Linked DNA regions of Mus musculus: region 1 is linked to region 2. Evidence: chromatin loops called from intact Hi-C (ENCODE). Cell type or tissue: left cerebral cortex. All regions are shown on one strand. Links, peaks and the distances in the headings refer to the core of each region. The heading gives the core; the rest is flanking DNA.

Evidence for each region. A loop is a pair of places that touch in the nucleus more often than their neighbours do. Peaks named below come from ENCODE experiments on the same cell type or tissue, not always from the same donor. Only the 100,000 strongest peaks of a DNase experiment are listed, where the experiment ranks them.
Region 1: a loop joins it to region 2, with 2.0 times the contacts of the local background. A loop is called at or near these places in 2 of 42 quality-filtered maps.

Annotation. Positions count from the first base shown.
Region 1 is chr17:71,112,330-71,125,062 of GRCm38, forward strand. Myom1 (myomesin 1) reads left to right here. Exons shown (of 37, transcript NM_001083934.1): 33 at 4,965-5,128; 34 at 8,317-8,353; 35 at 8,797-8,819; 36 at 10,228-10,283. Among named protein-coding and RNA genes, the nearest start is that of Lpin2, 65 kb to the right of the region's middle. In left cerebral cortex, for the core only: no CTCF peak of the experiment used is centred there; DNase peaks (open chromatin) are centred at 5,833, 6,481, 6,918 and 8,558.
Region 2 is chr17:71,057,809-71,070,541 of GRCm38, forward strand. Myom1 (myomesin 1) reads left to right here. Exons shown (of 37, transcript NM_001083934.1): 11 at 3,317-3,458; 12 at 6,640-6,839; 13 at 9,505-9,561. Among named protein-coding and RNA genes, the nearest start is that of Myom1, 45 kb to the left of the region's middle. In left cerebral cortex, for the core only: a CTCF peak has its summit at 6,995 (motif pointing right); a DNase peak (open chromatin) is centred at 6,994.

The sequences.
Region 1 (12,733 bases), core at 2,418-10,417, 55 kb after region 2:
CTGCTACCAAGCACCCAGACTGTGTTTGCAGCTCTGTGTGTACAGTCAGCGCGTGTGCTCCGAAACAAACTGAAGCAGTGAGTGCTGGGAGGACTCTGAGGTTCCTATAATCTGCACTCAGAGCCATTTACCATGGAAGTCTCATCCTGAGAGGAGTCCTGGCTTGTTGCTGTCCCTTACAACAGCTGACATAATTAGGCATTAGCATCTTGTATCTTGCTTGTCCAGCTCCAGAAGGCTTTGGGGACCTGTGTTTGAACTGTGTTAATCTGGAAGTCTACCCTCTTCCTAGGCTACCTTTGTGAGCATTCATATTTACCTTGAATTCCATAGATATCTGAATCAAACCAGACTTTCAAACCTAATCCTGAGAGTATACTCAACCCCTGGGTTCCCTGAGACATCCTTGGCAGAAAGAGAAAAGAGACATGGCCTAGAAAATCTGTGGGGATGCAGCCACCTCTAGTCCAATCTAGTTTAGACGTTCATTGTAAACTATTAACAGAGTCCTGCAGCATCCTTGAGGAAGCAGACAACAATGGCTGTTTATATTATTCTTTCCCTGGGCACTAGCCATCCACCGGGCATTGCTACCAACCAGTCAACACGTGGGGTCTTTTGTAGCTATATAGCTCTGTGAAGTAGGCACTCTTCTCTTCAGGGGAGAGAAAGCTCAATCTTGGGAAGGTGACTTGGTTGTGGGCACATAGCTAAGTGAACTACTGATGGCTGTGCTTCCCCCCACCCCCACCCCCATGCATGGAAAGTTTCAAATGTGGGGGAGAAGAGGCGGACCATTGGTTACTAGGGTACAGAATATAACAAAGAGTCTTTGCTGCTTGTGACTATGACTAGCTATAATACATTGCATATTCCAAAAAGCTATAGAAAAAGATTTGGGAAGTTTTCACTGTAAGGAGGAACAACAATATGAACCAACCAGTACCCCCAGAGCTCCCAGGGACTAAACCACCAACCAAAGAGTACACATGGAGGGACCCATGGCTCCAGCTGCATATGCAGCAGAGGATGGCCTTGTTGAGCATCAATGGGAGGAGAGGCCCATGGTCCTGGGAAGGCTCTATGCCCCCGTGTAGGAGAATGCCAAGACAGGAAGCAGGAGTGGGTGGGTTGGTGAGCAGGGAGAGGGGGGATGGGATAGAGGGTTTTCGGAGAGGAAACCAGGAAAGGGGATAACATTTGAAATGTAAATAAAGAAAATATCTATTAAAAAGAAGACATTATAAGCAGGCCATGTGTGGCGGTGCTTGCCTTCAATCCCAGTACTTGGAGGACAGAGGCAGACAGTTCTTTTTGAGTTTGAGGCCAGCCTGGTCTACACAGTAAGTTCTAGGCCAGCCAGGCCACATAGAAAAGAAAGGTAGTTTGGGAAGATATTTTTAATCTGATTTAAATACACCTCTGTCTCTTTATGATATAAACACACACTGAGGATTGTCATATATATATGTGAGGTACATACATGCACACACACACACACAAACGGGTCAGAGGCTGGGAAGGAAAGCCCCTAGACTGCAGAGTTTAGGGTACAGGGCAGGGTAAGAAGGGCTAAGAAGAGCCAGGACACTGTAGCAGGTATTCTTGATGCTGAGAGAGATTGGCAGCCAGTGTCTGCTTTGATATGGTAATCAGACACTTCAGTTTGCCATTTGTCTTCAGTTTGAGACCTAATGATAACATAAGGCATGGTGGCACACAGCTCTAATAACAGTATTTAGAAAATTGAAGCAGAAGAGTTGTGAGTTCAAGGCCGATGTGGGCAACTTAGGGAACTTCCAGCCAGCTGGACTGAATAGCAAGTGCTTGCCTCAAAAAACAATGTCAGAAGTCACGTGATGCGGAGGATGGTGGATTACAGGTGCACATCTGTAATCCCAGTTCTAAGGAGATAAGAGGATTAAAAGTTTGAGAGCAACTCATACTACAGAGCAAAACCTGTCTCAAAACAAGTGAGTAAAACCAAAACAATAAGCCCAGCACTACCCAACTAAACCATGTGTCAGTGTAGCTCAGAGGTAGAGCACTTGCCCAGCATACACAAGGCTAAGTTCAATCCCTGGCACCACAAAGCAGAAAGGGAAAAAGAACAGGGTAAGTCAAACAGTTACCCAGAGCCAGGCCCCACAGAGCGTTCGCTAGCGTTTACTAACATGCAGACTGGCATCTGATGGAGCTCTTGGGCATTTGCTGAGTTCTAGAATTAAATAGAAAAATGCCCGTGTGGAACACTGTGTCTTTGGCCCTTTGTACTCTTTTTTTTCCCCCCTGAAAATAGTACAGAGAAGTAATTAAAATTTAAAATAGATCAAATCCTAGGACATTCCTCTGTGACACCCAGGACACTATAATATATCAGTGTGAAGAATGAAGGGAGCAGAATTAGCTGGATCATCTATCACAGTGCTGAGCCTTGGAGCCAGCGAGGTGGCTTAGTGGGTAAAGGCACTTGGACGTGAGTTCTATCCCAGATGGAAGTGGAAGGAAAGAACTGAATAACAAATTGTTGTCTGGCCTCCACATATGCACTGCGGCACACCACACAGGCACATGCACACACACATGCATACACTCATGCACACACTTATGCATGCACATATATACACACATGCATATACATGGACACACATGCACACAAATGCACATGCATACACTCATGCATGCACATATATACACACATGCACACACTCATATACACACACATGCACACACACGCACAAACATACATACACTCATGCACACACATACACACATGCACACACATGTACACACACAGTAATAATTAAATACATAAATGTAGTATTGTAAAGTTATGTCCTTTGGAAAAGAACCATTTATTCAAGGACTAGGGAAAGTGCTCGCTAGTTAAGAGCACACAATGACCTTCTAGAAGACCTGAGTTCTATTTCCAGGACCCATGTTAAATGGTTCACAAACATCTATAACTCCAGCTACAGAGGATCTCACATCTCTGGCTTCTACGAGCAACTGCACTCAGGTGTACATAACCTTTCCCCACAAAACACATGTACATAATTAAAATAAGTCTTTTAAAACCATAATTAGTTTTTTTTAATGAGTGCATTGAGAAAATATTTTAAGAAACTTGTCACTAGAGTAGCAAGGCCTGCGCTTCCTACAGTGTTAGTCTCATTTACATGAGTTTGTCTTATACTTTTGTGCCCACACAAAGCTCAGGGCTTGAGAATTATACTACTGTGGGGTTTTTTTGTTTTGTTTTGTTTTTGTAAGTTGGAGGCATACTGAGAAGAACAAACACACCTTTAGGTAGGAGTTAGCCTTGACTTTGTTTTATCTTCTTTGGCAAATCATTAAATTCTATGAATTTTATTTTTCTCATGTAAAATAAGAACAATATGATCCATTGTGTCCGAAGCACTTAGCATATAGAAGGCGCCATTGTGAAAGCCAGCCAAAGACTAAATAATTCAAGCAAAGCAGAGGTCTGTCTTCCTGTCCCACTCTCTAAGAAAAAGCTATTATTCAGGCTAAAAACTACAGGATACAGATGTGTTTCTTTACCCTACTTTTATGGCATCTCAATTGCTAATAAATTTAAAGATATGTCATTAAATGTGCAATACCTCATAGCATTTAGTATTATTAGAAAAACACTAAATATTAATTAGAAGCTAAATATTTTTAGGTAAAAATATTTTGTTTTTTTAAGTTCATATTGAAATTGTATTTAAGCTATAAACTTCCTACATGCGTTTTTGGAAAATACATATGTAGATACTATGAAATAGAAAAATTTTTTGGTGAGGGATTTGAAGACAGAGTTTCTCTGTCTCCTTGGCTGTCCTGGAACTTACTCTGTAGACAGTAGCCTTGAACTCAGAGATCTGCTTGCCTCTATGTCCTTATTGGGTTTAAAGTTGTGTGTCTAGAAGCATTTATAATATGATATCATCAGTAGTTTGGTTAGCCCCTTTATGTACATTTAAGGTACTTTCTTATAATTTTTCTCCTTCTATAATTATTTTATATATGTACATATCTGTCAATTTTTTATACTGCTTTAAAAATGTATTGCATTTAGTGTGTGTGTATATGTGTGTGTGTGTGAGCACATCCCATAGCACATGTGGAGATCAGAGGACAGTTCGTAGGAGTCAGTTCTTTCCTGACCACGTGAGCTTTAAGGGATTCACTCCAGTTGCCAGGCTTGGCCACACACAGCTTTACCTCTGCACCATTCATTGCCCCTATGCTGCTTTTTAAAATTTCTTCACAGTCTCACAAAATCTTCATGACGCACCTCTTGACAGTATGAGGAGACTGTTCGGCTGTGCTCTGTTTTCTCTGTAACCATCATGTTTTTATGTGTCATCAGGGTCCGCTCACAGTGAAAGGGCTGTGTTTCCTTCTGATTTCATACACGGTCGTAGCACATGCCTCACTCTGTTGCCAGCCACTCTGCTTTTCATTCACATTTGACTCTACTCCCAAGTGCATATTTACGTACTCTTTAATAGCTCCGGAGCGACATATGTCAGGAGTCCCCCCGGTCAGTGTGCTCTTTTACTAATCAAGTTTGGCCATAGAGTATTTGTGTTAAATATGCAGGAAAATAGTACTTAGTTTGGTCTTCCATCTTTAAAGAGTCTCTTAATCCTGGAAACAAACCCAAGCAAACCTGAAGATAGTCAGCATCCTTGAGAAAGACTGGTCTTGAAATTGATATTCAGTCTACTGTAAAGAGTTAGTAGATGTTTGGGCTATCAGTTAGTTCTTGGTCCCTGGAATCCAAATGGTGGGCTTCTGGGCCTATAATTACCCCGAAGTGGGATGGCTTAGGCAGCAGGTCTCATGCTTTCTGAAAGCCTGTGAAAGTTTATGGTATGTCACCTAGTAAAAGCAGAGGGAAGATGAGCTGTCCACAGAAGGAAGCACTGATGACACTCTCTTCGCCCTAACAGTGGGACGGGGATTAAGTACACAGACAGAGTCAAGAGTGGCGTGACTGGGGAGCAGATCTGGCTGCAGATCAACGAGCCCACTCCGAATGATAAAGGGAAATACGTGATGGAGCTCTTTGACGGCAAGACTGGACACCAGAAGACGGTGGATCTCTCTGGACAAGGTAAATGTACTTACTCACATTTACTATAGAATGGACAAAAGTGAAATGAGGTTGTTACACGGGGGATGTCAGAGGAGTTGGTGTTTGAGTGGGTCTGTTCTGATTGGTTACTCTGAGTCCCAATCCGTTTTTTTTTGGAGCCGGTCTTGTTTTTAAGTTTAATTATATGTCACCTTATGTGAGTGACGCCGCTCTACTTAGATCTGGTCAGCTGAGGACTAGTGTGGGCTAGGCTAACATAATGGCCTCCAGTGCATTTTATTAATGGTGATTTCTTGGCAAGGCAGTCTTAATTGTGGAAAACTTAGGGGACAGACAACCGTAAAAAGCAGGTGGAGACGGCAAACGTGGAGAGAAGGCACGACTCTTCACGGGAAGAGTTTTAGAAGAGGTCAGCTGACTCATGATCACATCCTTAAGAGCAAAGAGGGGAAAGGAACTGTGCACAGGGGTGGAGATCTGAGCATATCCATCCAGTCCAGGAAACCGTTGCTTGAGTGGAAAGCTGGCTATGAAGGGGATCAGTGACCTACCCAAGCTCCAGGAAGTGGTCGGTGAGAGAGCAAGGGCAGAAGGCAAATGGTCACCTATGAAGTGACAAAGGACTTCTCTGTCCAAAACTAGAGAGGAGTGGATGAGAAGAAGCAAAGGAAAGGAGGAAATGCTGAGCAGGACAGGAGGAAGCTGGAGAGACCGCAACTGAGGGTCCCAGATGTCTTAGTTCCCTGCTGAGAGACCGGGCCTGGCGCAGGGGCAGGGATGGGGGAGGTTCTGGAGATAAAGGGGGGTAAAAAGAGGAACAAGTATATGACTGGCAACAAGCAGTGACCCAAGGTGGTGGACAACTACTGAATAAAACTGAGAGAGTTAAGTGAGCAGCTAATATCAGCATGCTGTTTCTCCCTGTCCTCTGGCTGTATTCTCCCCTCTGTTCTTTCTGAAAGAATAAAACCCTTGAGATGAAAGCCACCACAGGCTAAATCTGACTCATGCCCTTGTGCACTAAGATGCAGTCTTGGAGTATCATACTCTTCGTGTTTTTCAACCTCAGAATAGATTCACAATTTAGACAAGAGTTTTCTAAGCATGCAATGAGGGCGTGCGCGCGTGTTGTGTGTGTGTGTGTGTGTGTGTGTGTGTGTGTGTGTGTGTGTGTGTGTGTTTTCTCTGAATCCCCTACTCTCACCCAATCCCTACCCATATACCCACAAAGACTCAATGAAGGATCTGTAGTCACAGGAGAAGGTGCAGCAGACAGGCAGGGCCTTCTGACCCACATTGTACAAGCAGCGCTGTGGATCTCTCCCACCGTTCATCTGACTGTGGGCAATACAATAGACAGGGGAAGCCGCAGGTGGGCGGGTAGATTTAAAACATTTCAAAGACTATTTTTAACAACAAAGCTTAGGCAACTACCCCACTTTAAGCCCTCATAAGACAAAGGCTGTGGATCTTCTCACCAGGTTGCCATAGCCACCAAACACATTAGTTTGACCATACATTCTTTTTCTCAGTGTGGTGTGTGGACCAGAAATAGTTTTGTGTTATCACCCTGTGTTCAACCTGAAGCTCAGTCAGTTTTCAGAGGAGAAAAAACAAGGCCTGACTTTATCCTTATTCTTCCATATGTAAAGAGAGAGAGAGAGAGAGAGAGAGTGTGTGTGTGTGTGTGTGTGTGTGTGTGTGTGTGTGTGTGTAGGGGTGTGGATTAGTGCAACCCAGTTAAATCCATACTCTCTAGATATAAGTAGGATTCTTGGCTGGGGAGATGGCACCGTGGGTGTGAGGGTCTGGTGGCCTGAAGCTGGTTCTCGAGGCCCACATGGAAAGCTGGATGTGATGGTGCACATCTGCAATCTCTACTTCTACCCTGCCATAGGGATGGGGGTGGAGACAGGAGAATTATCAAGACACTCAAGGCAAGCCAGTCCCAGTAAGCTGAGCAGCTGCAGAAAGGAGACCCTGCCTCACTGAGCAGCTAGTGAGAACTGGCTCCTGAAAGTTGTGTCCCGATCCCTCCACACAAGTCAAGACATACCTTCAACTCACATGAAAATAAATCATATCCATGTGTGTGTGAGAGCACGTGTGTGCATGTGTGTATATGTGTGCATGAGTGTGTATGTGTGTGTATGTTTGTGTGCATGAGTGTGTGTGTGTGTGTGAGCATGTGTGTATGTTTGTATGCATGAGTGTGTGTGTGCATGTATGTGTATGTTTGTGTGCATGAGTGTGTGTGTGTTTCTTGGGCTACAAAAGGGGTGGGAAATGAAATACAAGGATTTCTAAACAAACTTGCCTTTTTTCATGAACTTCAGTCAAGTGTCTCACCCTGAAGTCACGGGGATAAGATTATTTTAGAACCCTGTGAGGCTTGTTTTCTTATCTCAGTCGCCTCCATTTTTGTTCCATTGTGGCTTGAGAAATACTGCTTCAGTGAGAGGAGGGAGATCAGACTGAGAAACAGTGCTCAGTGAGAGGAGGGAGGAGGGACAGAGGATGGGGAGGACCATGAACAAGGCCCACCAGTACGCGTGTGAGCAGTGCCTTAGTGACACCTATGGTTTTCTATGGTAACAAAATTGTATTTAAAAAATTATAATAACAAACAACAGTCTGTGTTCTGTAATGGAGAGCACTGGATTTCAGGCCAGTGTTGGCATACAGCGTGATAACTCTGATTCAGTGTGCTCTCCTGCCTAAACAGAGCAGAAAACCTAACATGAACACATTTGAGCCATCTAGCCAGGAGCCTAGGAGGGCTAATTTAATAAGAAAAGGTTTTTGGGTTTTTTTGGGTTTTGTTTTTTTTTTTTTTTTCCTTGCAAGGATGTTTAGACAACACACCTTTGTTTGAAAGACTTTTACTGGGACTGTTAGCTAACTTTTTTGTTTAAGGTTGAAGGCTCCTTGCTGAAATGAAAACATCTAAAACCTACTACTTTATACTCCCTACACAGAAAGTCCTTATCTGTCTTGTTGAGAGCTTTATGTGAAGCCATAGGCAGTCTCATGGAAAGGTGGTCAGTGACCTAACCTTGTGACTTTAACTTTGTGTTATCAATTCTGACTGATAAAGTTTTAACTAACTAACTTTCTTCCTTTCTTCCTTCCTTCCTTCCTTTCTTTCTTTCTTCCTTTCTTTCTTTCTTTCTTTCTTTCTTTCTCTCCATTTTTTTCTTTTAAAGCATTTGATGAGGCCTTTGCTGAATTCCAGAGGTTAAAGTAAGTTTCCCTTCCTGGCAAGGGCCATTTCTACTCAAGTTCTATTCCTGGAACCCTGTGTTCCACTGGCCTATCTGAGCATCAGAAAGTTTTTTGTTTCAGCAAGCGCAGGAAGAGCCCACTTGACACTGTTAGTCGAGCTGCCAGCTCTCTCGGGAGCAGAGCAGAGCGGGGACTGACTTTCCCCCTCTCTCCTCTGTGTATTAAATGCAGCCTGGTTTCAATGCAGCTCCTCATGGAACTCAGAGCAGATTTCCAATTGGGAGAGCAGCTTTGCCAAGCCTGCACTGACAAATGCCTGGGTGTGTTTAAGTGTGTCGGGGCGGGGGGGGGGGGGGGGAGGGGGAGGGAGGGAGAGACAGACAGACAGACACACACAGGGGAAGAGAGAGACTACTTGAAATGATACTAACACAACTCTTCTTTGTCTCTCTCAACCACAGACAAGCTGCCATTGCTGAAAAAAGTGAGTAACTACCTCATACTTATCACAGAGGCAAACTCAGCACCAGTCTCATTTCCTGGCACATCCACAGATGACAATGGATTCTTTTCTTGCCAGGCTTGGTAGTGTAAGCCTTTAATCTCAGCGCTTGAGAGACAGAGGCAGGCAGATCTCTGACTTCGAGAGAACAACAAATCTTAATGGAGAGGCTCTGAGCTCGGTCTGTAGAGGGAGATTCAGGACAGTCAAGGCTATGTACTGAGAGCCTGTCTCAAAATAGAAAATGGGTTTTGTCTCCTTTCTTTTATAAATTATAGATGATCTACATATGTCTTCACTTTAGTCTTGTGTCTATAGGAAGGTCTCAATTATAACATCTGGTTCTTATCCCCTGCAGACATTGTAAAAAAAAATCCCTTGGTTACAAACCATATGATAGATATTAGTCACTTGTAGGTACAGTGTGTCAGAAGAAAATTAGGCCCAATGAATAATATAGGAGTCTGAAACACTGTCTTTTTGACATTGGGCAAACAAGATTGAAGAGTCACAAAATGAAATAAGGCTGGGAGCCATGGTGTTCTGCCAGAGAGGAAGCCTTGGAGTGTGTTAGAGAAGGGCTCCTTCATCAGGTATCGAGACAGTCATACCCAGAACATGTGTGTGTGTCCAGCCCTAGAGTTCAGCACCTCTATTCTCCTATTATTGATATACTCAGCCTCAGATAGACTGGCCCAGCACTACCAAGAACCAAGAAAAGGGAGCTATTTAAGGAGAACCTCAGAGGAGACCCACAACTGCACAGCCCCCCAGAGCTCCCAGATTATAGCCCTTCTAGTATGCAACTGTATTCATCATAGGGAAACCATACCGAGGCCATGGCCTGCTCAGAGCCACTACATTAAGATTTGTTGTGCTTTCCTGAGCTTACACCTGCTGAACTACACAAGGGCTAGAGCTGGATATAACCATGAAAATCATACAGCAGGTCTTTATGTGACAAGGTAGTTCTAAGCTGGTGCTATAGGTACAGCTTCAGGCACCTGTGCGTGTGCACAGTAAGTAAAGAAGGATTAAAACCAGAACCGCTGCCGGGTGGGCGTGGTGGTGCACGCCTTTAATCCCAGCACTTGGGAGGCAGAGGCAGGCGGATTTCTGAGTTCGAGGCCAGCCTGGTCTAAAAAGTGAGTTCCAGGACAGCCAGGGCTATACAGAGAAACCCTGTCTCAAAAAACAAAGCAAAACAAACAAACAAACAAAAAACCCCAGAGCTGCTGAGTCATTTCTCATTTTGCATGTTGAAAGCAGTATGAAATAACCACCAGGACAGGAAAGAATAATGTTGGAGGTTTGTGTCATTAAGCATTTTGAGGCATGGTCATTGGCTCTCTTCATTGCAGAGATTAACCAGAAATTCCTGTGCTTGCAGATCGGGCCCGGGTGTTAGGTGGTCTCCCTGATGTTGTCACCATTCAAGAGGGCAAGGTGAGTATTGTCCTGTGTCCACATGGGGAAAGGTTCACCCCCTACACCATAGTCCTTCCTTTTGTACCCCACCATCTCTGTCTTATTTCCTTGGGCCTGCACTTGACCAGAATCACCAAATACAGGGTTAAAAGATCAGCATTCCTGTCATAGTTCCTTGTCAGGCCAGCATCAAGATGAAAGTTTATCTTGTGAGCCTGGATTTAGGCCATTTCTCTAGAGTCATGTTTTTAAACCATCAGGAGCCACTAGGCTGTTTGAAAACGAACCTGAAAGCGTTAGCTCTTAAGCATGTAACCACAGAAGAAAGAAATTATTCCAGCATACTGGAAGGTGCCATGCTATCTTGTGGTTACAGGGAAACATGCTGCCTGGCCCGTGAGTTTTTATTAGCTCCATCCCTGATGAAATCCAATCTCTCCATTTGATGCTAAACTGGTATTTCCTGGCTTCTTCCATCCGAGAGGCAATGGCTGTGCTCTCTGACCTGTAAACCGGGCAGAATGGTCCTTGCCTGTAATCTAAGGACTCAATGGGGAAATCTAGAGCTCAAGGCCACCTTTGGCTACATAGCCAGACCCCACATCAATCAAAATAGGTTTAATATACATCTTGCGAGTCCAGAGAGACCCGTAGTGAAATAAAACCTTTTCCTACCCAGAAGAGCAGTGGCTGCAGCGGTGGGGGTGGGAAGCCAGGCAGAGCTTCTGTATCAAAGCAAGGCTGTAGATTCTGTGCAATACATTTCTTTGTAGGTAGAAAATACCATAGTCGACTTTCAGCTCAACCTCTGAGAGCAGTTTCTGTTGTTAAACTGTCTCCTCTGCTCTCCTCACTCCACGAGGGTGAACTCACTGGGCAGTAGTGACAATTAGGGGAGAATGTATGGGAAAGTACTCCAGTTCACAGCTCAGCTCTCAAGGATGGATGCTCGTCTTCCACAATGCCTGCCTACAATGTTTGCAGTTTCAGTTTGACTTAATTACATTTTACCCCAAGTAATCCCCAGATTCCCAAACCTGAACCCGGTCTGTTCGGGTATATTTAATGATAATGATTTGACTCATTTAAAAATTATACACGCATGCATTCCTTTATTGGAGGACGTGCTATAGTACGTGTGTGGAAGTCAGAGCGGCACTTACAGGTTTTGGGTCACTCCTTCCACAGTGTGTTACTCGGGGATTGAACTCGGGTCACCCAGTTTGGCAGCAAGCATCTTTACCCTCAGAGCCATTTCTCTAGCTTGTACTTTTCTCGTTCTTAAATGGAGAGTAGTTCAGTAAAAATGCTAATTTAAACTAGCATGGCAGCACATGCTTATAAACCCAGCATTATAAGCGAGAGAATCCCAGGTCAAGCTTGAGCTACACAGCCTGTCTCTAAAACTTGCTAACTAATGATGAGATGTAAGGAAGTTCTGTAAGCTACCCAGCTGTGCTCCCACAGAAGAGGCAGTAAGTGATCACGTAAGATCTATTGGGAAGATATCTAAAAGAACACTCCTTTCTGAGTAATGCCAACTTCGTTCCTAATCAAGAATATGTCGTTTAGCCCTAGCCATGGAGAGTGGGTAAAGAGACCATGAACTACAATGAACCCGCCTCAACTCCAGTGATAAGTGACACACAACAGAAATGCACAGTGGCAAATGCAGGAAGGGTGTGGGGAGACTGGATTACTTATGTGCTGTTGGCGGGATGTAAGCCAAAATTACATCAGCTTTTAGCAAAAGAGCCTGGCAAATTCTAGGGAGAAAAATGAATCATATATTTATCATACAGCCCAGCAACTGAACCCTGGGCATTTACCCTAGAGAAATGGAAAAGCCTGTGCTCTAGTCATAGTAACTTTGTTCATGACCGCCCCAAACTGGAAACGGTACACATGACCCTCAGGGACACACACATATACTGGCACATTCGTCAGCAGCAAAGAGCCAGGAGGCTGATTCAGCAGCAGGTGGATCTGCAGGGAATTGTGTGCAGGCAAAGCAGCAGCTTGGGAAGTTTGCTTACTGTAGACCATGTTTATATAACATTTTGAAATGACAATGTCTTATGAATGGAAAATTGAGGAGTGGCTGCTGGAGGTTGAGAACAGTGTTGACAATCAAAACACAAAGCTGTGGAACTCAGTCCCAGTGAATTCATCTATAACACAGCTCCCATACCCCAGGCCTGGGAATCAGGCAGAAGAGGGGGCAGAAGGATCGATAGTAAGAGCCAGGGGATGGGGAGTTTATGTGCAACTGTGTCTCCTACTAACATCAGGAACTGACCCCACCCACCCCAATGTGAGCTGAACAAAGACAGCAATGGGCTTGCCAAAGTGGACAGGGAGAGGACCAGGAGGCCCAGCTAGAAATGCTGAGAGCCAGAGAAACAGTCTTCCCCAGGGAAGAAAAAACCAACTGGTTATCCAATACCAAATATTCAGTCCTGAAATCA
Region 2 (12,733 bases), core at 2,245-10,244:
CTGAAAAGATAATATGATTTACAACTCCCTTGTGGGGGCTGGAGAGAGCTCAGTGCCTGCCACACACACATTAAGCCCCCAGCCCCCGTGTAAAAGCCAGCTGCAATAGCACACTCTATAAACTCAGCACTGGAGGGTGTAGGGCTGGGCAGAGGCAGGGGGACCCCTGGAACTCTAGCTTCAGAGACAGGTGGACCCCAGCAGTTTAGCTGACTCTACAAACTCCTGGTTTAGTGAGAGACTGTCTCAAAGAGCAAGGCAACTGAGGAAGACATCACTCCTTGAACTCTGGTCGACATACATGCGTGCACATACACATGCCTATGCATATACACATGTACACACACACACATATAATACACATAATAAAAACAACTCTACCAGGGCAGGGGGACGCAGAAGCCGGTCCTCCTATACGAGGCTGTGATTATGAACTGGTTCAAAGTCTCTGAGGATGTTTTACAACTATGTATTTAAAGCACACAGTCCTACTTCTCCAGTTCCAGGACAAAATGGACAAAGATGAAGACAAATATGACATAAAACCAGAGTTGCTTACCAATGAGAGTACTAAATTAAAATGTCTTTATCTGTACATATATTTTAATAAAAAGGTATAAATATATATGAATAAATATAAGAAGTTCATGCTTCACATAAAGAACTACTATGCAGCAGTGAAAACGAATGATGTATATCTGTACTTCCTGAAATGTATCAAGAAAAAGAAGTTTGCATGAACACCATGACCCAAGTTATTTAAAAAATCATCATATTTAGGATTTATTTCTTATGTGGTTGCATATATCCATAACCCACATAAGAGTGGACACAAGAAAATGCAAGTAGATCAAATATGAGTTTGTGGCCAGCCTGGACTAGTAATAATCATTATCATTTTTGCTAGACGTGCTGGCACACAGCTACAATCCTAGCGCTCAGCAGGCCAAGGCAGGATGATCCCCAGTTCAAGGTCAGCCTGAGCCATAAATTCTAGCAAGACCCATCTCAAAATATTTTTTCATCTTTTAGTTTAGGCCAGTATGTCAGTAGCCATTATTTCTGAGTTACAGATTTAAAGGAGATTTTAACCTTCTTGATTATCATCTCTTTGATAATCATGAACTACCTCTATAATAAATATAAACAATAAGATAACATTTTGAAAAAAGTTATTATTATTATTATTAGCCTATGTCTGAGGCCATAATGAGTAACAGGCTAATCTTTGACCAGATTAATCAACCCATAGGAAGTTAGGCTATTTGGAAGTTGAGAGAGAGAGAGAGAAAGCTAGAAGCTTTGAAGAGGATAAATGCTGGCTAGTGGGCTCTGTGGCCCGGAGCTGGACAGGAGCTGCTGGAGCTGGACACTGAGAGCGCCCCTCAGAATACATTCCCACCATGCTAGACTCCCCACACTGTGTTGCCCATCTTGAGAACAGGAACAATACTTTTAACTATTGTTAAAAGTTTACCACTGCATTGCTACGATGAAGCACTGTGACCAAAAGCAACGCATAGTTTAGTTCGTCTTACAGCATACAAATCCATCCCTGAGGGAAGCTGAGTCAGAGCCCAAGGGAGTGGGGGGCTGATGCAGAGGCCACAGAGGAATGCTGGCTACTGGCCTGTTCCTTGTGGCTTGCTCAGCCTGCTTCCTTATAGAACCACCAGCCCAAGGATGACAGCACCCACATTGGCCTGGGCCCTCCCATCAATCCCCAAGGCTAAGAAAATGCACCACAGACTTGCCTATTGGCAAATCTTGCAGAGGCATTTTCTTAATTCAGAGTCCTTCTTCCCAAATGACTCCAGCTTGTATCAAGCAGACATAAAACTAGCCAGGACGGGCACCCAGAAGAGCGTTAAATGAACTTAGGAAAGCAACTCTGACAAACACCCATGCCCAAGGTTAGTAAAAGTGGAAGATAATACAGGAAACAGAAGACATGATTGTTTACGAAGTAATATCATCACCAGACAGTGGGGCCGCCATTCCCCAGACACAGCTAAACTGTGATTATTCTTGTGGTATTGTGAATTAAAAGCCACAAAAATGAAACCTTTGCTTTCCTGGAACAATGAGCGCTTGTCAGTTGGAGTTGAAGCATCAGCTGATGAAGAAGAGGCTAGTATCCTTGAGGCAGGCTTTTCTGGGACATGTTTCCTCAGGGTCAGCACATGGAAGGTGTGGTCCAGAGGTGGCCATATGCGGATGAATGCCTAAGTAACTTAATAGATCTTCAAGCTCACCCCCTGAATGGCATCTTGCACCCTTTGTTATAGAAATGCTGGTCTGTGGCTCTCTGGACACCTCCTGTCCCCTGCTTTCTATTACAACCCAGAATCGCCGGCTGCTCAGCTAACTAGACTCTGCTCTGTTAACACGGGAATTACTCCATCAGTATGTGGAGTCATAGGCCTTTAAGACAAGGACGTTTCTGTGTTGTTGCTAGCTGTTCCCCTAGAGAGAGACCTCCTCTGAGTGCCTCTTCTGGTACTTGGGCTTTATCAGCATCAGCATCAGCATCAGCATCAGCATCAGCATCAGCATCAGCATCAGCATCACCACTGCATTCTTGCTCTGCTCTTCCTTCTGTCTCTGCCCTGCTTGCAAAGCCTGGGAAGAGACGGGAGTGCCCAGGAAAGCACTCGTTTCCTGTTGCTTGGCATGCAGGAAACGTTCTACGTTCAGCCCTGGCCATGGTTTGTTGGTGTCCTTCTCATTTAGTGTGTCTGCAGGAGACATTTTCCCAGAGAACACGCCCTGATGGTTTATAGGTCATGAAACAGAATGTCCAAAACCCAGGTAACCTGAGCTCTTCACAAGTAACGCCAACCTATTAACATTAAACCCAGAGGTCTGCAAAGGTTTCTGCCATCATATCAAACACCTTTGTAACTCACAAGCGTTGCAGAGGTGTAGCTCGTAGGGAAAGATTGTTCAGTTGGGAGGAGTGTTTTCTCCTGGGTGAGTACCATTGCCAAACAATGTCTTAAGAATGGACTCTCTGGCATGAATCACCTAGCTGACATCTCCCTATTAATTTTGGGGGGTAAATTTTGAGAACCAAGAAGAAAAGGTTCATGGGTTCTTTTCAGAGCCCCCTTTATTCTCTCATCTAATGATCTTCCACCAGAAGTGGAAAGCATACCTTGTTATATTGCTGAACAAATGATAAGACTTGGAGCTTGCTCTGTGAAGCCGACTACGTAGCTACTGTGACGTGTGGGAAATGTGTGCGCCGTGACCACAGTCTGCCGAGCTGGCAGAGCCTGGCTGAGCAGCTTACGGGATCCCTCTGTCTCTACAGATGCTGATGCAGAGATCGAAGGAGCCCCAGCTGCACCCTTGGATGTGGTGTCTTTGGATGCTAACAAGGATTACATCATCATCTCTTGGAAGCAGCCAGCTGTGGATGGAGGGAGCCCTATCCTGGGATACTTTATCGATAAGTTAGTGCTTGGCCTAACCTCAGTCATAGTTCTGTAGGTGTCCAGATGTGCGCTTGATTTCCTCCTGTTATTTCTAAGTGAAATGCTGTCTCTGACTTTTTCCTCCTCTACCTCTCTTTCTCTCTGTGTGTGTATGTATGTATGTATGTGATGTGTGTATAATATATACAATGTATGCAATATATATGTATACTACACATAACTACATACGTATTAGTACCTACTTATTTACATTAATCCTTTTGATTTGACAATCAACTCAAGTCACTAACATGGCAAGAATATAGTTAAATTGTAAACCTATCAGCAGAGGCCACTGTAGAATTGAAGTAACTGATATTCAATATACTAAACAACTGCATTCCTGGTATGACAGTCATTTAAAAGTACTGACTTTAGGGGCACAAATTAATTCCTTATACTGTATGATGTGGTTTCAAGTTATCCATATAACATAAGAAATAGTAACAAAAATTCCCAGTGTTGGGCTACACTCTTACCCAAGAGTCTTTCTTGAGTATAGCCTTCAGAACTGATGGATCCCAAGAGTTGTCATTTTTGCACATTTACACATCTACTGTGTTTGAACAATACAAGCAATGAATTCAAACTATTGGCCCAAGTAGGTGATCCTCTACTTAGTTTTTCTTAGAGTGGTCGCTCCAGCTCTTTTTGCTTTGGGCTGTGCAAACAATTAGAGACAGCTCTATATCAATGCATCAAACCTCATAGTTGTAACAACAAGTAAAACAAACAAACAAACAAAACCAAAACCCAACTCTATTTACTGTGCTCAGTACCTGACAGAGGAATGTTTGTAGTCGGTTCTATTTTAGCCGTAGATGTAAAATAGAATGGAAGCTCACTTACTTCCGGTGAATGTGGAGGCTTACATAAACTCTTTTGTACTGTCAGTCTCTGCTTTGTTGTCTTTGACAAACAGCCAAGGGATCTGCACACTTTATAGACAGGGTAAGCAACGCATGCTGTTCTTCTCTTGCCTTGGCCATGATAAATGACGGCATGGCTAATAGCTACTGTTTGCTAAACACTGTTCAAAACACTGCATGTACTTACCACTAGCCCTTGACCATCCTGGACAGGCCTTGCTTTTACAGGTAGGAAAGAAAGAGCTGGCCCAAGCCACATGCCAGCAAAGATACCCTGTTACCCTGCCTAAGGTCACATGGGTAGAAAGCCCAGAGCTAGGATTCAAACACAGCTCAGCTGTAGGCCAGTGCTCTTTCTGCTCCAACATGCTATAGAAGCTTCTAGAGATGATGCCTTCACCTGCACAAATGAAGGCTGAGAAGCATATTTTAGTGTCACTGAGTCACAGTGGTAATGTCTGAACAGACAGACAGACAGACCTTGGGAGACACCTCTAGCATAACTGCTGTAGTCTCCTCAGCTCCCTGCCATTTTCCCACACATAGCAACTCCAGAAACTCTACAAAGCAGACATTTAGGGAGAGTGGATGGAAGACATGAATTGCAAATACATTTTATGGGAATTTACATAACGTTAAATAAAGCAGTCGTTATCGATATCAAAGAATGTAAATGATAGTGACGAAGGGGAGATCCCCCTTTCCCAGCCATATCCCAATTTTTTGGCACTGCCCTCCCATGAGAACTAGTTGGGAATTATACATTTTGAACATAGTGCTGTATTGGGGATGCATTTTAAACTAAAAGCACTGTGTACTACTTGCAATAAGAACAAGGAGTTGCTGTATTATAATGCTGCACAGTTCTCTCCAGGGTTGTCTCTGGAGCTGTGTTGATTGGCTCAATGCCGTCATGTGAACTATTGCAATCTTCTGAGCAGTTCTCTGACTCCATTCTTGGGTCCCAGCTGCTACGTTAGCAGGCAGCTGAAAGCGTTTTCCAAAGCACTCCATTTCCCCGTGGAAACCATGAGCCTCGTTGTAAAATAAAAAAACATGGCCGGGCAGGATATGCAGTCCCAGTCCTTAGGAGGTAGAGGCACGAGGGTCATGAGTTCAAAACCAGCTTGGGAGAGAGAACAGAGTGGAGGATGAGGAAAGAGAAGAAACAAAAACGTTACGATAACCTCCTGACCCTTGTACTCACACAGAACACAGTGATCACCAAGTAGGAAAACAGTGAGCGGCTTGCCAAACTGCAGTACAAATAGCTTTTCCTTCTGTTTTGGATGGTTGGCTCACCTTTTGGAAAGTCTCCCTGTAGAGCCGAGACTAGCCTCAGGGTTGTGATCACGCCCAGCTGTCCAGTTATCTTTTTAGGTCCCAACTTATCCTACAGTAGTTCTGCTTTTACAAGAAAGCACCTGAAGAAGACAGAGAGAGACGACTGGCAGTGGAGTCAAAGGTGTCAGTGGGGCAGGGATGAGGGATCTTTTTCCCAAACCTCTCCTGAATAAAGATTCTGGAGAGTCAGCTCAGTGGTCAAAGCACTGGCTTCCGAGGACCCGGGTTCAAGTCCCACCACCCACATGGCAGCTCGCACCTGCCTGCAACTCCGGTTCCAAGGGATCCAACTCCATCTGTTCTTGGCAGGCACCGTGTACAAGTGGGGCACAGGTACACATACGTGCAAAACACTCATACACATTAAAAAACAAAAAAAGGATTCTGATACCTGCGTGATTTTCTCACTCCTCTTCTTGACACACAAGACAAATCAGCTGCTTGTTTAGAAAGGTCTGAGGCTTCGTTCTTCATGTTAAAACATGTCTAGTTGCTGGCTGGTGAGATGTAGTGAATACAGGTGGACAGATGCCCATACCCCACCTGACGGAGGAAGAAAAACCTCCTTCAAGCTGTCCTTTGACTTCCACACACAATTTGTGGCACTAGTGCGCACACACATACACACACACACATGCACAGTCACACACTCCGCTCACTCACACACACACACACACACACACACACACACAGTCACACATACAGGCACAGACATACATATACACACTCACACACACACACACACACACACAAATACTTGAGTTTTTTTTAAAAGAAAAATTTAAAAAGACACATTGAACTTGAGAGGAACTGAGTGTCTGAAGTCTAGGACTAGGAAGCCAGGCAGGAGTTCCATGTTTTGGCACGGGGAAGATCTGAAGCGAGAGGGTGAATTTTCACCTTAGTCGTAGTCTGCCTGACATCCTGCTAATTCTCCTTTCCCTCAGGTGTGAGGTGGGCACAGATACCTGGTCTCAGTGCAATGACACACCTGTGAAGTTTGCTCGGTTTCCAGTCACTGGCTTGATAGAAGGCCGTTCCTACATATTCAGAGTCCGAGCTGTGAATAAAACTGGAATAGGCCTGCCATCCCGAGTTTCTGAGCCTGTGGCGGCTTTGGATCCAGCTGAGAAAGCTAGACTAAAAAGTAAGTCCTTTTCATTTGTCTGCATCTTTCTTGAAAAGCAAAAGCAAAACCAAACCAAACCAAACCAAAACAAACAACCCCCCCCATCACCAAAATCCAAAACAAAACCAAGAAACCTGTGGTAGGTGTCACTACAAGTAATTCCTCTCCTCTCCACTAGAGGGAGACAAGAATATGAAATCCTTTTCCAATCAGAAAAATCCCGTGTTTGGAGCGAGCCCAAGAGGATAAAAAATAATTTGTTTTTGATTCATTATTTCTTTTGAGTGTTTTTTAAAACCCTCATTTTATTTTATCTTTTTAAAAACATTACTCAGGAAAGTGTACCTTGCCAATCTGTATAATAAGCATGAGGTGTGGAATGAATATGGGGACAAATAGCTCGAAGATCATTTTTATCCACATTATTAGTGTATTCTGAATATAACTGCATTTACGGTTCAAAGCGAATTTCTTGACCTTGACGTCTTCATCAAAGCACTAATCTTGAACCCCTGTGAGCGTCTCTGTGTTGATTAAAAAAAAAATTGCGTTTCCATTTAGGTAATATAAAATAATCTTGGGCTGTCAAGATAGCTCAGCCGGTAAAGGTGCCTGCTGCCAAGCCTGACCTATCTGAGTTCAATGCCCAGGACCTCCGTGGTGGAAGGAGAGTTCTGACTCCTGCAAGGTGTACCCTGACCTCCATATGTGCTCTGTGGTATATATGCAATCACATGCACCCTCACATACAAAGACATACACGTGCACAGGGATACACAATTAAAATATAATATAAAAACCTATAAAGATAATTATTTTACCTATTTACATCTATTTATCTTCCAAGTCTGAATGCCAAAGCCATGTACATAAATTCTGCCTTCTACGGGAACCTGTATGGCATTCCCAATACTAGGGTCTATAATAACATCATAAGCATCACTAGATAGTAACATTTCATTCTGTCCAATGGCCCTCGTCACAGGGCCAGCAGTTGTGAAGGGATGTGAATGTGGGATGCTTACAGATAGCCCTTGTCTCTGCCTGTGACACGGTGACGGTATTATTTGCCTGTTTTAATCCAGAAAGTTTCCAGATGCTACCAAATACCCCAGTGGCTAGGGGCTAACCCTTGTGGGGGGGTTACAGGTCCATGCCGCACATAAAGTTCTATTCTTTGCCTCAGTTCCTTCTAGTGATATCACAAAACTCCAAGAAAGATACCATCACCTGTAGACTCCTCTTAGGCAGTTCCACCTCACACTTTCTTCTACTCCTTCTGAATGCCTGTAAAACAAGATGTTTATGAATAACAAGCACTGTCATCTCTGTGCCTTCCTGTTTCCTGTGCAGACTTGGGTGGAAATTCCCCCTAGTAAGGCAAGATTGAGCCATTGTTTCTTCCCTAAAGTATGTATGTATGTATGTATGTATGAATATATGTATGTGTGTATTTATGTGTGCATGTATCTTTTATGTATGTATCTTCTATTGTCTACCTATCACCTGTCTAGTCATCTACTATCTATCTATCTAGTCATCTACCATCTATCTGTCTGTCTATCTATCTATCTGTCTATTTATCTTCTATCATTTAGCTGTTTATGTTTATCCTCTATCTATCTTCTATCATTTATCTATCTATCCTCTATCTATCCATCTGCTCATCTATCATCTATCTATCGATCTATCTATCTATCCATCTATCATCTATCTTTCTATCTACCTACTTATCTGTGTGGGTTTATGTGTATATATGTATGTGGGCGTGCATGCCAACAGTGTTCATGTGGAAGCCAGAGGACAAACGACTATCAGGAGCCAGTTCTCTCTCCTTCTTCCAGGCGGGTCCCTGGGACTGAACTCATGTCCTCAGGCTTGGCAGCAAGCCCCTTTACCTGCTTAGCCCTCTCTTCCACCTGCTGTTCTCTTTTTTCATGCTTTCAGGGTCACAAGATGGAGCCCACCCCCTTCTTTTTATTTTCTTTTAAAATTTTTTTTATTCTTCTCTAGTATATTACACACCGATCACAGTTTCCCCTCTGTCCTCTCCTCCTAACCCCCCACCCACCGCTTCCTCCCTCTCACTCAGAGCCTCTATTTACCTTCAGAAAAGGGCAGGCTTCCCAGGGATATCGATGAAACATGGCGCAGCATGCTGTAAGTAGACTAGGCACATCCCCTGATATTAAGGCTGGGTGAGACAACCCAGTAGGAGGTGTTTACCTCTATACTCTTTCTTCCTTCTTCCTCACTCAGGAAGGATTCAGACTGACTTCCCATGGACAATACTTTTCAAAAACAATAGGAAGGGCTTGCTCCCACTCAGCTCTCCTGCCTGATCCTGCCTCCTCTATAGATAGAGAGCTGTTAGGCTTCTGACTGTCCTAGTGGTGTTTCTTCCAAATGTGCTGTCTCTGAAGAAGGCATGGGAAAGCCTGTTTGCTTCAAGGGATGTGTATTGAGCAGATATGGGAGCACAATTTAGCGCAGTCCAGAGAGACTCCAGAAACTGTCAGGGAGGGGTATGCTTCACCCAGTACTTTACACACATTGATAAAGACGCATTAGGAATTTACACAGGAGAACTACAACCCATTTGACTCATGCAGCCAGTTTATTGGTTTATCATAGAGACAACAGCACATCTGTGAACATGTGACCTTTATACTTGTCCGTTCAGGTCATCCTTCAGCACCCTGGACTGGACAGATCATTGTCACGGAAGAAGAGCCTACAGGTAAAAACTCTGTCCTCTCTAGACGCCACTGTTGCCTGTGTGATTTAGCTTTCTTTGCTCATAAAAATATATTATTGTCCATGAAGCTTTTGAAAGAACATCCTGAGAAGGCAGATTGGTGAGGTGTGGGGTGGCGGGGGCTGAGGCTCGAACCCAGGGCCATGGACAGGCCAAGGACATACTTCACCCTATGAGCTGTACTTCCAGGCCCCAAAGGATCACGTTTCATTTTATACGACATATTGCGAAGCAGTTGTTATACGATGAACTGTGCACATGTCAGAGTTCAATCTGATAAGCCTCATGTGTGTGCACATCATCATGACATGCCTGGCACTTCTACCTTATCATGTTCTTTCATGGTCCCTCCTCCCTCTCACCACAGTCCTGCTTCCTGACACCATAGTTTGAATTGGCCACATTTTGCATAAATAAGATCATACTCATCTTTATTTCCTATCACTAGCATACTTACTTTATGATTTATCATATAGATGTAGCCATTAGTCAATTCCAACGTATCTGTACCCTGCTAGAGGTTTCCGTGAGCCATCTGTGTTTGCATGGATATGTGGTTGTCACCTCTCTAGGGTGACTACTTAGGAGAGAGATTGGTGGGCCGTGTGGCAGGTGCATGTTTTATTTTCAAAGAAATTGCTGTTTACCAAAATGATAGTTCCACTTTACATTCTTAATTGCATATGCGTATGTGTGTGTGTGGTTCATTCATGTTTGTATGTGCATAGGTGCACATACATGCACAGGCATGTGGAGTGTCTTTCTTGGGTGTTCTCTACCTAATGAGACAGGGTCTCATGGTAGTGAGAACTCACGGGTTCTAGCTAGCACATCTCTCAAGGTTGCCCTGGGAATCCTGTGTCTCTCTGTCCCAGGCACTGGGACAGCAGGCAGACACCGTGCCTGCCTGGCTCTTCTATGGGCTCTGAGGCTTAGCAGGAAGTCTTTACCTGCTGAGCCATGTCACAGGCCCATGTGTGATAATTTGACATGACTGAATTTCAATCTGTCATCATATGTTTATTGGTGACACCAGTTTTCTTTTTCCCATTTTCTCTTTTCTTCGGACTTGGACATGTTTTAATTATTCTCTCTCATCTACATTATGTCATTCTTTATTTTAAGCTTAAACATTTGACATTTTTGATATACTTAATTATCAGCCTACCTTTTCCATTCCTTGCTGCCATTGTCATACATTGTATTTGTGTATAGATCATAAATGTTAATATATTGTATTGGCTTCAAGTAGTCATCGATTCTTCAGAGAGATTTTAAAAGTTAGAAAAGAGGGTTTTTCGTTCATTTGTTTTTTGTTTTTTAAAACCCCATCATTTTAAAGATCTCTTCATCTTTGTTTTGTGTATGAGTGTTTTGCCTGCTTCATGTAAGTGCACTCTGCGTGTGCCTGGTACCCCCGACAGAGAGGGCAGTGGATGCTCTGGAACTGGAGTTAGACATGGTTGAGAGCCACTCTGTGTGTGCTGAGAACCAAACCTTGCTCCTCTAAAGGAGCAGCTGCTGTTCTTAACCGTGGAGCCATTTCTCCAGTCTCAGAACAGTGGAGGAGGAGATACCGTCTCTCCAGCCCCTGAAGAACGTTTCTGTGTTTACTCACATTTTAATCTCTCCTTCATCCTCCTCTCCTTCATTTCAAACAAGATCTCTCACAAGCATGTGCGACTGCATCCTTCACTTTTATTTTCTTTTCAGTGTCTAGATTCCAGAGTTCTATCTGACCAGATTTTCTTTCGGCAGAAGCACATCTCTCAACTTTCCCTTAGCTCGGATTTTCCGGTTATCAATCAACTTTCCTTTGTGTGTCTGAAAAGGTCTTTGTTTAACATTTGTTCTTTAATATATCCTCGATGAACATAGAGTTCCAGTTTGACAGTTTCCATGCAGAGCTTCGGAGAGTTTAGTCCAGTTAGAGGCAGCAATGATAGTGTGGGAGCCACGCTGCAGTCCCAGGCTCCAGGGGGAGCCCTTGTGTCCCTTGAGCACAGGGAGGGTTTTGGTACACGCCTTTAATCCCAGCACTTGGGAGGCAGAGGCAGGTGGCTCTCTGCGTTCGAGGCCAGCCTGGTCTACAGAGTGAGTTCCAGGACAGCCAGGGCTACACCGAGAAACCCTGTATGGAAAAAAAAAAAAAAACAAAAAAAAAAAACAAAAACCTCGTGCACCAGACAACAAGCTTTAAATAATGATCCCAGAGCATTAAAGCAGCCAGAGGAAAGTTGAATGAAAGCTAAAAGGTACTGAAAGTGACACTTAGCCTAAGAAAGCAGCAGAGCGGGTGAGAACAGCTGGCGTCAAACTGTTGCTCAAAGCATGTCCTACACGGTAAGAATCACTCTGAGCACAACACACTGAAACAAGTCCCCAGAAGAAGTTTCTAGAACATATGCCGTATCCTGATGCTTCAAGTCAGAAGCAGTAAATCTTGTAGGGAGAAACAAGTCACTGCATATTTTAACTCTAAACCTAAAACTCCGGCAAAAGTCCTCGAAATGTACATATTTTTCTGGAGTTGGTTTGTTGAAAATGAATGAATCCAGGATCAGCTTCATAATTTAATTTCCCATGAAGAGAGCACTCCTGAGACCTGCAGAGTGTGGCTTGACGTTAACGAACTTGGGGGTGATGGGCCATTCTCACTGAAACTCAGTGACACAATTCAATGACACAGATGCTGACTCAGGGGGGCATGACACATTCCCTCTTCTTTCCTAGTGGTGTATATTTGATCATAACAAAGCTAGTCGAAACAGGCTTTGTCTTGACAAGTTGGTGAGTTTTCATCCCATGGGAAACACAAGAACTCGATACAAATTAGTGTATTAAATTGATATTTAGGCATTCAAATATTAAATTGGTCAAAAAGAAACCGTTTCTGACAGCCCTCCCCAGAGGTAGCCTATGTTCCCAGGACACTGTAGTTATTTCTGTAGCAAACAAATCACCATGTAGAATTCTTTTTAGTGACAGGATCTCTCTCTGTGTTCATATCAAGTCATCTGAGATAGATGAACCAAATAGCAAAACGACTTGGGGTTGCTATAGAATAAAAAAATTCTAGCTTTTTAAGGAAATTGCCACTCTCCATGATACTATATATGGTTTTCATAGTTACCTATATTTATATAACAATTAG